Linked DNA regions of Homo sapiens: region 2 is linked to region 1. The links are chromatin loops, found by intact Hi-C in ENCODE. Cell type or tissue: Calu3. All regions are shown on one strand.

What was found. Peaks named below come from ENCODE experiments on the same cell type or tissue, not always from the same donor. Only the 100,000 strongest peaks of a DNase experiment are listed, where the experiment ranks them.
Region 2: it touches region 1 in a loop (5-fold over the local background); 7 of 110 quality-filtered maps call a loop at or near these places.

Annotation. Positions count from the first base shown.
Region 1 is chr1:37,172,508-37,180,507 of GRCh38, reverse strand. No RefSeq gene overlaps it. Among named protein-coding and RNA genes, the nearest start is that of MIR4255, 15 kb to the right of the region's middle. RefSeq lists a cis regulatory region at 6,668 and an enhancer at 6,584-6,753. In Calu3, no CTCF peak of the experiment used is centred here; a DNase peak (open chromatin) is centred at 3,047.
Region 2 is chr1:36,571,894-36,579,893 of GRCh38, reverse strand. No RefSeq gene overlaps it. Among named protein-coding and RNA genes, the nearest start is that of CSF3R, 93 kb to the right of the region's middle. RefSeq lists a silencer at 7,392-7,686. In Calu3, a CTCF peak has its summit at 3,620 (motif pointing left); a DNase peak (open chromatin) is centred at 3,643.

The DNA of each region.
Region 1 (8,000 bases):
TTATTATATATATGCCAGGACTTATTCTAGGTACTCAAGATTTAGCAGTGAATAAAACAGATAAGACCCCTGCCCTGGTGGAGCTTACATTCTAGTGGAGAGCCAATGAGCAATAAACAAACAGCCTGATGGAGGTGAATGATAGAGGAAAGTAATGCAGCAGACTGGGAAGGCAGAGGGTGATGTGGAGGTTGGAATTTTGCATAAACCGGTAGGAAGGGCTCACTGAGAATGACTTCTGAGTGAAACTGTGAAGGGGCTGAGGGATCCAGCCCACGGATATCTTGTGGAAGGGCATCTGAGGAGAAGGGAACAGCTAGTACAAGCATCCAGAGGCATGGAGTTGCCGGGCTGCGCAACTCATGGACAGTATTCATGAAGGCAGCAAGGAGAGGGTTTATCCTGGGGGTGTGCAGCAAGGTGGGAGGTGGGCACTGTGTGGGCAGGGGGTGATGTGGCTGAGCAGAGTGATGGAGGGGAGAAGAGAGGCCTTGAGTCAGAGGGTAACTGCAGCCTGAGTGTGCGAGGCCTTTCTGGTCATTATGTGGATGTGGGCTTTAGGCTAGTGAAAAATGAGGAATTGGAGGGTTTTGAGCCAAGAAGCTGCCTGTTAAGTGGACCTCTCTGGCTGAGTAGGACAGCAGGGCCAAGGTGGGCAGACCAGTTGGTGCAAGAGATAATGGTGGTCTTGGGCCCAGTCGGTAGCAGCAGAAGTGGGGAGAATTGATAAGATACTATTTATATTTTGAAAGAAAAGCCAACAGCGTTTACTAGTGGATTGGATATTAAGTGTGAGAAAAATAAGTCAGGGATGGCTAAAGTTTTCTTTCTGAGCATCTGGGAAGCTGGGGCTGTATTTTACTAACGTGAGGAACAGGCTTTGGGGGGAAGATGAGGACTGTGCCATAGTGGGGATGCTAGGGCCGTCTGTGAGAAGTCACAGTGGAGAAGTGGAGCAGACTGGGGGTCAGGCAAGAGGCATGGGTGGGTCCAGGTCCCCAGCTCTTTCTATTGCAGGGGAGAAGCACCCTTTTTCAGACACAAAGTCTTCCCTGATTTGAACAGAGAAGAGGTCCGAGAGATGATTCCCAGACAGGTGCACTCAGCCAACTTAACAACCTCCAATTGGCTTCTGAGTTTTGCCTTCCCCTTGGGTTCTGCCACTCTGATGCCACCTGCCCCATGGCTGAAGTGATCTTACTTTTTTTTTTTTTTTATCCCAAAATTGTCCCACCAGCTCTCTCTCTTACTCCAGGTGAGACTGCCTGATACGGTGCAAAGAACTTGCCAAAACCACATAAGTGAAGAAGAAATACTACTCACCCACTGTGTGACTTTGGGCTGGCGGTTACCTCTCTGGGCTTCTTTCCTATATCTGTTGAGTGGAGACTGTAGAAGTACCCACCTTAGAGTTCATCTGTAAGCCTTAAATGAGGCCATGCCCATCATGGCAGCCCGCAGGTGGAAGTCATTCTCTCACTGCTACACCAGGGCCCAGCCCTGTGATGCATAACAGCCCCCTCCTCTTCTCCTGGGCTCCCACTGCCGGGAGTTCCTCCCCCTTTCTCTCCACACTTCCACATCTTAAGTGCCAAATTTGAGGTCCCCTAGGAAGTTTCCTCCTGTCTCCCCAATTCTCACTAATTAACATCTCCATGGTACCCTGGCCATTTCCTGGAAAGGAAAGAAGGGATTTTGGCACTGGACAGGCCTGAATTCCTAGCTTGACTCTGCCTCTGCCTCTTGGTGATTTTAGAAGAGTCACTGGATCACTTAAAGCCTCAGTTTCCTTATTTGTAGAATAGAACCAGAATTAAATAAGATGATGCAAGAAAAGCATTTAGCACAATGGACTCAAATCAATGTTAAAGCACTTCAGCACAGATCCCACAACTTGGCTGCAAATTGTGGGATCTGTGTCCACCTGAAGTTTATTTAGACCAGAGGCCAGCAAACTTCTTCTGTAGAGAGCCAGAGAGTAAACATTTCAGGCTGTGCAGGCTAGAAGGTCTCTGTTGTAGCTATTCAGCTCTGCCATTGTGCAAAATCAGCCATAGACAATACACAAATGGGAGAGGCTATGTTCCAATAAAATCTCATTTACTAAAACAGGTGATGGGCTTGTTTTTATCCTTCAGCCATAGTTTTCCAACCCCTAATCTAGACCAATCTTCTCACTTAACAAAAAGAGGAGAAAGAATCTCAGAGCTAGCAGGCTACCTACCTCAGGCGCTTGAGCCACCTACTGAAGGGGGGCAGGCAGGAAGGAAGCCCAATTCTGAGGACTCTGTGCTGAATTCTTCTCTTCTTGTTCCAAGTGGGTTAACGTTCTTTCCTTCATTGATTTGTCAGTTGCACACATGCTAGTTACTCATTAAATATTAATTTGATTGGTTTAATATCCCAATACATCTTTGATCCCATCTTGGAAGCTTCTGGATTTGTTCTTTGGAAAGAGCTCTGAAATAAGAGGCAAAGAAGGGATCATGAGCTGGCCCAAAGTCCCTGGTGAGTCAGGAGTTCCCAGTTCCCAATCCTGGAGGATATTGTCAGCATGACAAGGACAGTCTTACAGCACCAGCCACTAGTGTGGCCATGCTCTGCAGCCATGAAATTCTTCCTTTGGTTTCTCCAATAAAAGAATCCTCTAAAAAGAATCTCATCTATTAATGTGATTATTAATCTGGAAAAAAAAGCCCACTTCTCAATAAAATGAATCTATGACAAGACAGATGTAATAAACCTGGTTAGGATTTATGATGTGCCCGGGCAGCGTTTTGCAAAAGATAACGTTCCCCTGTAATGTGGATTTGCCGGATGAGAACCATGTAATTTATTCTGTCAATGTACATAAGAAATGTTATCTGTGTGGGGAATGACTGATGGCCTCATGAAAGCTGGCAGGGAAACAAATAAAACAATTTGGGCCTTGAAAATATAATCACCTAATGATCACATCCCCCTGTTGGTGACGTGGAGTGCAGGGCTGGAAGCTGCTGCTGTTGTGAATTTGTCGCCCAGACAAGGAGCCATTTACCCTTGAGCCTGGCACCAGAGGGCAGCAGGGAGCCCCAAGAGTCTCTTATGAAGGTGCAAGTTCCTCCCTCTGGGCCTTTGCTCAGGCTGTTCCCTCCTCCTGGATGTTCTTCCAGTCCTGGCTCATGGGTCTCTCCTCCACGGCAAGTTCCGTGTCTGCAGCTTTCCAAGCCCAAACTATGGCGACAGCAGGGTTTTTGCCTCCTGAGGACGCTTGCAGCCACTCTCTGGTTCCTTTTTATGCCACTTGGCACTTGTTCCCATGGATTCAGTGATTGATGTAATTTTCTTTTTGAGACTAGACCTCATCTTGTTTCAGCATCTTCTGTAGGAAGGATCATTTCATGCGTGCACCTGAGTGTTCTCTGAGTGAATTAATGCTCAGAGGCGTAGCTACTATCTGTTGAACATGTTAAGTGTGGCATGCACTGTGCTAGATGCTTCACAACATGCTCATGTGAATGGAACCACCCCAAAAGGCACCACTGTTGTTTGCTTTTACGTAGTGGGAACTGAGTCTCCCACTTGAACTGCCGTCCAAGGTTATACACACGGCAAGTGGAGGAGCCAGGATCTTGCCATTGTGATTCCATATTGCACGAGCCCTCTGTGCCAGTCACCCTCCCATGCTGACTGCCCCCTCCTGAGACCCTTCTTCCCTTGGTTTCCATACAGCAACCTCTCCTGTTTTCCCTCTCACTTCTCTTACCACCCCTTCTCATTCTTTCCAAAACCTTCTTTCTTAAATGTTGGTGTCCATCAGCTCTGTGCTCAGCCTTTCTTCCTCTCTCAGCAGCACTTCTTATTCCCTGCTTTAGCTTTCACATGGAGGTTTTGACTCCCAGCTCTCTCCCTGTGTCCCAAGTCCCTCCAGGAACATTCCCAAGGCACTTCAGAACTGAGTTCACCATTGCTGCGCCCACCCATAGCTGCTCCCACCCCTAGCTGCTCCCCACATCCACTCCTCCTTCTGTGATCCTATTCTCAGAGGCTGGCACCTCTCCCATCCACCCACCTAAATGACCTGACAGCCACCTTGATTAGCTCTCCTACCCTGCCCTCAAGGGCAGACATGTCACCAATAGCCTCTTGTTAGCCACTTCTGGAGCATTTCATCTGCCACCTACAACTGTGCCCACTCTAGTCCAGGCCACTCTTATCCACCAGATCTTTGAGCCTCAGCAGAGACATCACCTCCCTAAGGAAGCTTTCTGTAAACTTTCCAGACGAGCTTTAGCACTCTCCAGCCTCCTCCCATTGGACCTTAGGGTGCTTGTCATTCTCCAAGGTAATGATGTGCCTTTAGACCTTTCCCCTCTAGACTGTGAGCTTTCTGAGGGCAGGGGGCCAGGTCTGATGGACTTAGGAACCCTGTGTGCCACATAAGGCTGGGCCTGGTACACAGGAGATGCTCAGAGACTCTCTGCTAAGTGAGTGAGTCAGGGAGTGACACAGGCTGGGGGAAGCCTAGCCAGAGCCCTGCCCCAGAGTGTGCTGGAGAGATAAGAAAGACCTCAGGCAGATGCACCTCTGGTCACTGAGCATGGCCCAGAATCCTTGGGAAGGGCAGAAAGCCAAGATAGCCAGAGGGAATACCTTGGACATGCCCTGGGGCACTGGTTGAAGAGTCCATGGGCAGGGTCATCAAAGGGTATGGAAAGTACACAAGAGGGAGTATGTCTGAGCCAAGGCCAGCATGGAGGCCAGAACACAAGGACATGAGGCTGGCTCTGGCCTTGACAACATGAGGAGAGGCCAGAGTACAGGCTGGAGACCAGGCAAAGCCTCTCATCAGGACAAGGCCAGGGCTGGGAAGTGACAGGGCTACCAGAGACAGGGCAGGGGAGCCTATATGTCAAACACACGCAGGCCCAAGTTCCTGTAGAGAATCTTATCTCTGGGAGTGCAGCATGAGGCTTAGACACACAGCTTAAGGTAAGCCACCACGGCTGGGACATTGAACCTTGAGTCTGAGGAAAGTGATTGTATCATTCAATGCCTGGCAAGAAACAGAATACCCACCAGGTGATTCAAATGAAGAAAGGTAGATGGAGGGACTGCTTATAGAGGTGTAGGCAGAATAACAGGAATCAACAAATGATCACCCCGAGAGTCACAGCAGCAGAGAGCTGCTACTCCTCTGAGGATCAAAAAGAAAAAGGGCCCAGTAAGAGCTGGAGCCAGGGAGGAGGTCTGGGGAGAGCTGTTAGCCACAGAGGGGTATAGCTACTGCCAGAAACATGGTGCCAAAGCAAGAAGGGGGCAGAGAATAAATGACCCAACCTCTCCTTCTGCCCTGCTGATGACTCCCATTGGCTGAACCCAGCAGTGAGGTTAAATTCCCGGGTCATGGAGCAGATTAGAAAAGGAAACAGAGTTGGTCTGGGGGGAAGTGAGGATCAACCAGTACGGTGACTCATTGTTAAGTCTCCCAGCTGATATGCTAAGGCTGAATCTGGAATCTCACTGCAGAATTGACCTGTCTGCTAGTTGGTCTGCAGGCAGGGCCATGAGGGAATCTAGCTTTGGGATTTGGGGAGGCAGAGGCAGAAAGAAGGTGAGCAGCCCTGCATGAAAATGGAGGCCTCCCTAGTTGGTCTTCTGTTCTTATCATGTGCGAACCTTGAGCCAGGTTTAAACACGAGGTCTAGACTGTGCTAAGGCTGAGACCATGACTGTAGGACTTAGTTTCCCTAAAGGTAGAGTGACAACATTAGATCAAAGCAACAATTCTCAAATGGTGTTCCAAGGAGCTCTAGAGCTTGGTGGAGATGCCTCAGGGGTTAGTAAGTATATGGAGGAGGAGGCTAAGAGAGTTGCTGCGGGGAGCCCTAATAAATGCTAATCAGGCCAGCTAGTTAATGAAAAAAGCCTTTCTTGCATTTGGCTTCGAGAGAGCAGCTCAAATGAGTTGGACTTGGAGCATTTCAGCCTGGATGTGGGTACTGCCAGAGAAGGAGGGATGGTAACTGCCAATGCTTTTGGCAGTCCTAGAGTCTGGTCCGTGGTCCAAGAGGCAAAATATTGGGAGGCAGTTAGGGTGGGTCCCAGGCATGTCCTGAGAGATGCTATGGACCAAACTGGGGAGCCAGAGGGAGAGAGAAGATAAAATCCAAGCATCATTCAATGGGGAGAGAAGATCAAAACACGTCTGACCAAGTGAATGTCTTTGGGGATCTTCTGGATGATTCCCAAGTCTGCTTGTCAGATATGATTGTTTCTTCAGATACAGATGGAAAAGCCTTCCAGGTGGGTAGACCAGGAAAAGTTCTGATGAAATTCTTTGATGTGTAGAAATACTACCCTCAGAGGGCCCCCCTGCCTGCCAGTCCCCAGCCTCCCAGGCCCCTTGGCACACACCCTGGTCCAGAATAAGGCCCTGTTTAGATTTCCCACTAATGGCTAGAATCTTCTGGTCTCTACTTGTTTGTGCTAGAGTCCTGAGAAGCCCAACTCAGCAATTGTGGCTTCTGCCAGCCTGTCTCTGGCCTCCCTCTCTTGAATTCTTCCTTCTGCCTTATTCTGTAATCTCTCCCAAGGCTGACACCTTCCCTGGGATTCTGTCCTGAGGGATACCGGCCCCAGTTTATAAGATCTCATTTCTGGCCCCAGGTATTAGGCCCTCCCCATACCCCACCTAAGTCTGCTCCACCTACCAGGACTCATCTAGTTCTTAGCACAGGCTCCCAGTCACAATCGCAAAGGGATCTGATCTGCTCTTGCTGCAATGTGCATGGAAAGAAAGTTGCAAGAAAATGTCATCAACACTTTTATAAAACAAGGTAGTTTAATCTGAATACATGTAGCTTACAGTCATAACAAATGGCTAACATTTATTGAACAATTCCAAAGTTCCAATTCCACTGTGCTAAGTTCTTCACACACATGATTTCAATTAAGCCACACCACAGCTCTCTGATAGTGTGCTTTTGTTATCCTCAATATATACAGATGAAGAAACTGAGGCTCACAGAAGAAATGCCTTCCCCAAGCTCCCACAGTTAAGAAGAGATGGAGCCTGTGTGTGTAACAACTCCACTCACCATCATTTTGGGGTTGGGAAGAGAAATGAAGTCTTCTACAAATCTCTGAAAAGGCCCTTCTCAGCCACAAATGGAGGAAACAGCACAAAAATACAGACAAACAACACAAAAAGGCTGAACAATAAGCACCATCTCCAAGAAGCAGAGCAATTAGGGGAGAAAATAAAATAGCTTTTCTCTCTCTGAAATAATAGGCTTCTATTAATTCTAAAATATTTTGACTTTGTTGTTTATGATAAGAAATCCAAGTTTGATTCCTTCTGCTTGAATCACCTCTCCTCACTTTATTGTATAGTCGGCCTTTTCCCATCCTTCAGGTCTCAGTTTTTATATCACCTCCTCAGAGAAGCCTTCTGTGACCGTACAAACATAAATTGGCCCTGTGATTTTCTGCTGGACCCCTCACCTATTTCTTCACAGCGCTGATCTGCTCAGCACCATTTGCAATTGTCTGTATGTGCATGTGTGGTGTGTGTGCATGTGAGCTTTTTCTTCTGTTCCCCTCACCCCTAGACTATAAGCTTGGTGAGGCTAGAGACCACCTCCTATGCATTCATCCCTCTAGAACCCACACCCAGCCTGAGGCATATCAGATGCCCGCCCAGTAAGCTGGTGTCTAAAAGACAAATGAATAAATGTGGTGTACTTTTATTTATCATCCTTCAGAAATCCATTTTTATATTCTCTGATCTTATTTAATAACATATCACTTAAGAACAATTTGATATCCGTTGCAGTATGTAGACTGGGAAATCATGTAAATGTGGTTATTACTTTCTGGCTATCAGCGATGCTTTTGTATTGTTGGAAGGAAGAGAAACAGGATAATAGAAAGAGCATGCGTGGGCAATTGTGACATCTGGGTATGAGCCTTGGCTTTGCTGCTTACCAGCTGTGTGATCTTGGGCATGACTTTTCCCT
Region 2 (8,000 bases), 600 kb after region 1:
AGAGTGAGACTCCATATCCAAAAAAAAAAAATACACAACATCAACATTTTATTTCAAAAAGCATATACGTTTTTTGCCTTTTGAATTTTCTCTAAAGCAGGACAAAGTCTTTGGTTTGCCTGTGGTTCTAATGATTGGAGCTGTGTCCTCTTTCTTGGGTAAACCAAACCCACACTTCATTCTCAATTTCCTATTTCAATTTCTCTAAAGTGGAGCAAGAAGGTAAGAAGACTCTTGTAAAGTGATATGAGTGCCACATCTTCTAGGTCTTCACAATTTTGTTCCCAATCTTATCTTAGAGTTGCTTATCCACACCTAATTTGACAGCAATTTTTTAAGCAATTCACCTTTATAGAGTCTTTCTAGAGACTTCAATTTCATTTTATAGAAACAACAACTTTTTGTGTGCTCACAGTATTGTGGAGTACTTATTATTTAATTAAATTGTAGAATTTCAATAACAAGGGCTAGTGGCATAAACCAATCTGGAAACAAATACAACTGACTCTTTGTAAGCCTGTAACTCAGCCTGAGGGAGCAGAGGCCCGCAGGCTAGTTCATTAGAGAGCAGCTTTGTGGATGGCAAGGTCTGCGTGGGATGGACATCAGGCTGTGTGTTTCACAGAGAAAAGGCGAAGCTCAGTCAGGCGAGGGTCGAGAGGAGATGTGTTAGAGGAGCCTCCTGTCTGTGTGGGTGTGTGTATCTCGTGTGTGGGCTGAATGCATGTGGATCTGTGCCCAGGTATTTATGAGAGCACATATGAGTGTCCCCATCACTTACCCCAGCAGACAAGCCTCAGCCAAGACCACTACAAAATACGGATTATCCACCCTATCATCCGTCTGCAGCAGATGAAGGTGACAAGTGAGTTGGGCCTGACTGTTGGTTATGTGATCTGAGTCCCTGGCCACGAGATAAAGCTGGGGACAGGGCAGAGCCAGCGTGTTCTGAGTGTCTACTGTCTGCCATCTCTCTGGACTCTCACAATGAACTCGGAGATGTCCATCCTTTTCTCCCACACCACAGTTGAGGAAACTGAGGCCCTAAGAAGTGAGGGGCTTCTCCAGCTGGACGATGGTGGCACTGGGCTGAAAACACAGGCCGCTCAGGCCTATCACTGACCAGGGCTCCCCCACACACAGGAGGTTTAAGTGATTACTGATTTCCTGTGAATCGTAAGTGAGAATCCTTCATGGACACCAGCCTGCCGCGTGGGCCTCTGTGGAGCTGGGGGTGATGGTGGGCAAGGAGGCTCACCAGTGGGTGCTTAGGAGGTGGAGACAAGGCTGGGTTCAGGCTGGCACCCACCAGTAACCAGACCAGGGCTCATCTTGGCAAGGCTGTCTGGATTATTCAAAGACACTCACAACTAACTGGGTGTTGGATACTTATATCATCCCTTAGGAGGGCAGAGGAGACGGTCCTTCTTCCCATTTGACAGATGAAGGAACTGAGCCCGAAGAGGCAGCCCTAGCAGTGAGTGGCAAAGCTTGGGTGTGACCCATACACATCTCTGCTCTCTTCCACCCAGCCCTCATCTCCCAATCTCCAGAACAATTCCTGGAAATTAGTAAACGCACAGTGCAATGCATTCTACTGGCCAGGGTTGCCAATAAACAATATGTAATTCTTTAGTATGGGTATGTCTTAACTATTGCATGGAACACACTTATAAACTTGTTGTTTGGCATTCAAATTTAACTAGGCATCCTGGATTTTTATTGGCTAAATCTAGAATTCTACGATAACCACTCTTCCACTCACCCACTCCTAAGCCTCCTGGAGAGACGTTAGGATAGGAGTTTCGGGGCCAGGCGCAGTGGCTCACACCTGTATTCCCAGCACTTTGGGAGGCCAAAGCAGGCAGATCATCTGAGGTCAGGAGTTCAAGACCGGCCTGACCAACATGGAGAAACCCTGTCTCTACTTAAAATACAAAATTAGCCGGGCGTGGTGGCGCCTGCCTGTCATCCCAGCTACTCGGGAGGCTGAGGCAGAAGAATCGCTTGAACCCAGGAGGCAGAAGTTGCAGTGAGCCGAGATCGTGCCATTGCGCTCCAGCCTGGGCAACAAGAGCAAAACTTCGTCTCAAAAAAAAAAAAAAAAAAGGAAATGTGTGTCAGCCCTCTGCCCCCACCCACCAGAGAAAGAGCAGACAGCCCTATGGAAAGGACAGGGGAGGAGCGAGGCCTTGACTTCGGGCAGTGCTGGGTCTGATCTCTTGCCCCTTGGTGTGTGACCTTGGCCAAGTCACTCACCCCCTTTGAGTCTTCATTTCTCCATAGGGGGGTTGTGAGCATTAAATAAGATAATCCACACAAAATGTTGTATCTTGTGTAAGTGTTCAATGGAAGGGAGCCATTATTATTATTGTTATTATTATTATTATTTACCAGATGGTGAAATTAAGGCTTAGAGAGGGAAAATGAGTTGGTGAAGGTCACCGGGAGTTGGTAGCAGACCAGACACCCGCACTCAGGCCTCCTCTGTCACTGCAGCACTGCAGCACTGAGGCACTGCACCGTGCAGCTGCTTCAGTGTTTTGTGGCCAAGACACCAGAGGCTAGCTGGGCAGTCAAGGCTCAGTGACCTATCCCAAATATCCTCCTTCTATAAACAGCTGCCTGCCGCAGCACCTGAGGCCATGGCAGGTGGCTCAGGGCCCCACAGTCTACACTCACCCACTGTTTCCTCCCCAGAGCACCTGCAGACCAAAGATGGTCTTCAGTCCCCTCTCCCTTGTGATCTGGGGGTGCTGTAAGTTCCCACCCTATATCAAATCTATCCCTAGCCTCCCAGGGAAGTTGAGAGCTGCCCTGGAATGACAGCAGTGAGGAGGAGCACTGCCATCTAGCCCGCACCAGCAGGCCAGGCCCTGGAAAAAACAAAGGATGCCTGCAAGCTTCTCAGCCCCTGAACTCCCATCTCACCTTCAGATTACTACCAGATGCAGCCGCCAGGAGAGCCTGGGATTTCTCCCAGGCCTCTCCCCAGGTTGGAAAGGAATTGAGAGGAAAGACTAGAGTGCCCTCCCACAGCGGGCCCTGCCTGGGATTCCACAGGGACCTGGCCAAGAACTCTGCCCCCTCCAACTCCCCTCCTCCCTCCCCGACCCCAGCACCCCATCTGTAACCCTAACGAGTTGCTGACAGTTCCCATCTGTTCCTCTCCGGCTTCCTGGGGAAAGGGAGAGAGAGGAGGGGATGCTGAGAAGGGTAGAACAGAGCAGAAAGTGGTTTCCTCACACTGGGGCTGCTGGGCATCCTAGCCGCATGGTTGTCCACTGCCCTGCTGCCAAAGAAACCCTCATGCCCACACCCCTGGAGGTCCCACTCCTTAGGGTGTGAGGGTCTTTAAGAGAAGAGGTTCCAGCCACAGTGTCCTGCCCAGCTGCTGACTTCCAGATTCAACAGCTGGAAATCCAGCTCTCAGAAGGACCATCTCAGGAAGAGAAAGGACCAGCCTGACTCCCCAGTCCAGGAATTCCCAAGGTGCCTTCTTCCCTCACCCCACCCCCACCCACGTTCTGCTCTCAGACCATGGGACAAGGTGGGGGCTTAAGGACAGGAGCTGCAGTCTTAGCCCACAGGCCCAGCCCACCCCCATCAGCTCCTATCTGGCTCCCGCTCGCCAATGCTGCCATCTAGAGGTCATCCGGGGCACCTCAGGAACCGATGCGCTGCCCAGGAGCCCTCTAGGATCCCCACCCCCAAGGCCCACCATGGAAGGCTGGACCAAGGATGGAGTGCCCAAACACCTTGCCTGGAGGCGCTGGGAGCGTCACCTCACCCACCCCCTACTTCCAGGAAGCTGTATGGCCATGAGCTGTTCCCTGGCTCCTTGCTCATGGAGTGACCCTCTTCACGGAAGCTCAGGGCCTGTTAGAAAGGAAAATGAAGTCGCTATAAGAAGGGAAAATGAACGGGAAAGCTCAGGGCCTGTAAGAAGGGGAAACGAAGTGATGTGCCACCACGTCTCACACTCACTGAAGCTGCCATGTGGATAATAGTGCCCCATTTAAAAGTCGAGGACACAGGCACAGGTAGGTAGAGGGAACCGTTCATTTAGAGTGATAAACTTCCTGGCTTGGTTTTCTGGAGGGGATCACTTCAGTCCTCAAAGGTTCGCTAATTCGTTTGCCAGTCCTGTGCTGGGGGAGGACCTACTGTGTGTTGGGGTCTGTGCCAGGTCCTGGGAAACTCAGGGACATATCAGACGCTGCCCAAGGCACACTCACCAAGGGGCTGGGGGGCATGGGCAGGACTCCTGGCTACACCAGGAAGTCCCTGAGAGGCAAACCATGAGGTCCCTGTGAGAAGTCACCAGCCGTGACAGCAATGCCAACAGAACCATCCTCAGCCAGGGAAGGCCATTTGGCAGCCCATGCTTCTTAGACGGGGCCCTGTCCTGAGCACTGCTTCAGAGACTTACCCATAAGGGACTAGGAGAGGCCACCATCCACCAGTCACCACAGCCAAGCAGCCCTCTCCCCCAGAGGAACCAACCTCTCTCAGAGCCAGCTATGACAACCCCCAGTCCCCTAGACAAGCTAGAGAACCCACAGGGCTAACACATAGCAGGTGCTCAGCCTATGTTAGAAGAATGAAGAAATTAGATAATTAAGGGGTTATTCACACGGGAGCTTCCCAGCCATATAAAATCAGATCTACCACTCCTTCCACCCCTGGCTGTCCTTGTCCCAGTGGCCAGCAAGTCCTTAGAGTAGAGGAAACCCAGGAGACTAGCATTCTCGTTCCATTGCTGCATCTCACCTGCTGCGTGACCCATGGCAAGCCTCCCCTCTCCGGGCCTCAGTCTCCCCATGTGTATAAGGGGGAGTTGGACTAGACAGGTGGTGTCTAAGGCCTTGGTATAGGGGAGGGTAACCTAACCCTACCCAGCCACCCTAACTCTCTTACCCTTTCCACCCCTCCTCCTCCAGAATCAAAGGTGAGGCCATAAGCTGGTACCACATGGAGACCTAGAGGAATTGCTGCCCAACACACCTGTGTGTCCCCCCAACATACACAAAGTATGCATATGTACATACAAACATGCACACATGTGCATGAAGCCACATACATGCACGCATGCATTACAGGCACCCGTGTATACACATACCAGTGTCTGCACATCACACACTCAAACACATGCCCTGTGCTCAGTGCTGCAGAGCCTCAGAAACAAGCTTAGGGACACACTGAAGTTATGAAATTGATTTCTCTGGGAACAGTTGGAATTAGTTTTAATTATCTTTATCTTTCTTCCAATTGTGCTCTCAGCCTTCCCCTCGCTGTGTAATCCATTGCTATTGACTTCCCCGTAGGCGCTGGGGATGGGGGAAGCTGGGTGGGGTATGCAATGTGTTCATTTTTGGTACAAATAAACAACAGCAACAATCACCTCCCACCCATGTCTTCCTCTGCACCAGAGGAATCAGCCTCTCCCAGAGAGCCAGCAGGACTTCCTGCTCCCACAAACACACTCACAACATCCAAACCTTATTCTTCAAGGAAGCCCCTTCCAGGAAGCCCTCCCTGGTTGGGATGAGAGAGGGCTTAGACATGCGATCTGTTCATATCTCTACATCTCACAAGTTTGGGCTTTCAAAGTGGTCCCCTGAGGAGGCTGAGCTTCATTCAGGAGGCTCAGATTCCCTGCTGAAAAGCCCTTTCTATCTCATCCTCCAGGATCCCCTCCCTGAGCTCCCACCAGGCCCTAGCATATGGGATGTCCCCTGTACAGCATCTAGTATAGTGGGGGCAGGACCTGGGTCTGATTCATCTCTGAGATCAGGCACATAGTAGGTGATCAATAAATATTTGTTGAATGAATGAATGAGTCAATGGAAAATTCCTTTTTGAAACCTGCCTTTAGAGTCTAACACATCTACTCATTCATTCAACCAATACTGAGCACCAATGCTGTTCCAGGCACTGTGCCAGGCACCAAAGATACAGAAATGAATAGGAGCTGGTCTGATCCTTGTGCAGCACCCCACTTAGGAGACAGGACAGGGGGGTGGGGTCCTCAAGCAGAGATGGGGTGAAAAGTGTATCTGAGTGAGAGAAACAAAGGCAGAAGCTTTTATTTTTAAGAAATCTTAATGAAGGCAGATCAGTTTTGAGGAGCTGGTTGCCTCTAGAACTAGGGGGACTGACTGGTAGGATGCTCTGTCCTCCAGGGGCTCCCACGCTGTGCCCAGGCCTGGGCCAATTCCACACCAGGCACGTGGGAGGCTCTGCTGCCCTGGGTGTGTGTGCAGGGCGATATCGGCCCCTCCTCCAAGGGGTGCTCCCCTTGGAGCCGTGAAGGGGAGGAGGCCATCCCTCACCAGCAAGGTGCCAGTGCTAAGTGCCCTGCAGCACTAATATTTTATGATTAAAAACCATTAAGGTTTAGACCATGAAAATCCGAGGGACACAAAATCAATGGCCCAATATTGCTTCCCCCGGTAAGTTGTGTAAATATTGTGTCTTTTATTGTTTGGCCGATGGCAAGAGCAGAGATACAGGTGCAGATTATACTAATGCATCCCCTCCTGTTCCAGCCCTGACCTGGTGGAATTAACATCCTGGCTGAGAGGGGCCAGGACAGGCCTGGTGAGCTGGCCACAGAGAGGTCCTGACTGGCCCGTGGTGGAAAGTCACCCCATTTCCTCGTCCACCCTTCTCCCACACTCCCCATCAGACTCCCCAGAGGCAGCGACACAGCCCCAGGCCCCTCCCCCACACAGTGTCCCCACACTAATCACACAGACACATGTCTCATGGTGACGTGCTCTCCTGACAGCCCGTCCATCACCCAGCTCCGCCATCTGCTTGAATTTGCATATTGAATCAGGATCTGTCTTTTCTCCTCTGGGGGTTCCGATGAGGGTGGAGAAGATGATTCCAGGAGTTGCTCCCGTGGCGATCGGGCAGGCGATGTTGGGGGGCACCTCTCCTATCTGGAGTTGGGTGACTGTGGAATGCCTGGGCTCCCTCCTGCTGCTCTGGGAATGGGGTCATACCAGGTACACCCTGCCCCCAGCTTCGAGAAGGACTGGGGACAATGCTGGGGTCCCTCCTGTCTTCAGGGGACAGGGATGCCTGAACCCTCCTTTCTCCTTCCAGTCTTGGCTGCTTCCTCCCCGTACCCTGTCCCTCTCAGGGAAGAGCCAGGTATGACTCTAGGATTAGACACCACAACCCAGGACCCTGGCCCCATGTTGAGGAAAGTAGGGGTGGAGCAGGGGTCACTCTCTAGCAATGCCAGAGAAGCTGCCGGGGGAACCCAATAAAGTCTTTTCACTGAGAGGGTGCCCAGAAAAGAGAATGAGTGCACCCACGTAAGGGGAGAAGCTCTGGCGACGGAGACAGCGTGACTGATGTGATGGGAGAAGAGCTGCGGAGATGTGGAAGGCAGCGCTGAGGCTGACCTGAGGAGGATGAGCTCGGCTGCTGGCGGAGAGCAGCTGAGCAAAGGGGCGGGAATGCCTGGTCTGGGGCAAGAGCAGGGCCACTGGCATAACAAAGGGAAGAGCTGGCGGGCACAGGAAACCCCTGAACTGATGGAGGAACAGGTGGGTGGATGTGAGAGAATGGCAAAGCTCATGTGGGGAAGCCGCCGGGCTCCAGGTTCCTATGGGAGGACACTGTGACTCATGTTCAGGAGCATCTAGGCTTATACTGAGAGAGTAGTTGGATAAAGCCGGGGAGATAGCTGGGCTGAGGTGGGGGACAGCTGGGCCGAGGTGGGGACAGCTGGGCCGAGGTGGGGACAGCTGGGCTGAGGTGAGGGGACAGCTGGGCTGAGGTGGGGGACAGCTGGACTGGGGTGGGGACAGCTGGGCTGAGGTGAGGGGACAGCTGGACTGGGGTGGGGACAGCTGGGCTGAGGTGGGGGACAGCTGGACCAGGGTGGGGACAGCTGGGCTGAGGTGGGGGACAGCTGGACTGGGGTGGGGACAGCTGGGCTGAGGTGGGGGACAGCTGGGCTGAGGTGAGGAGACAGCTGG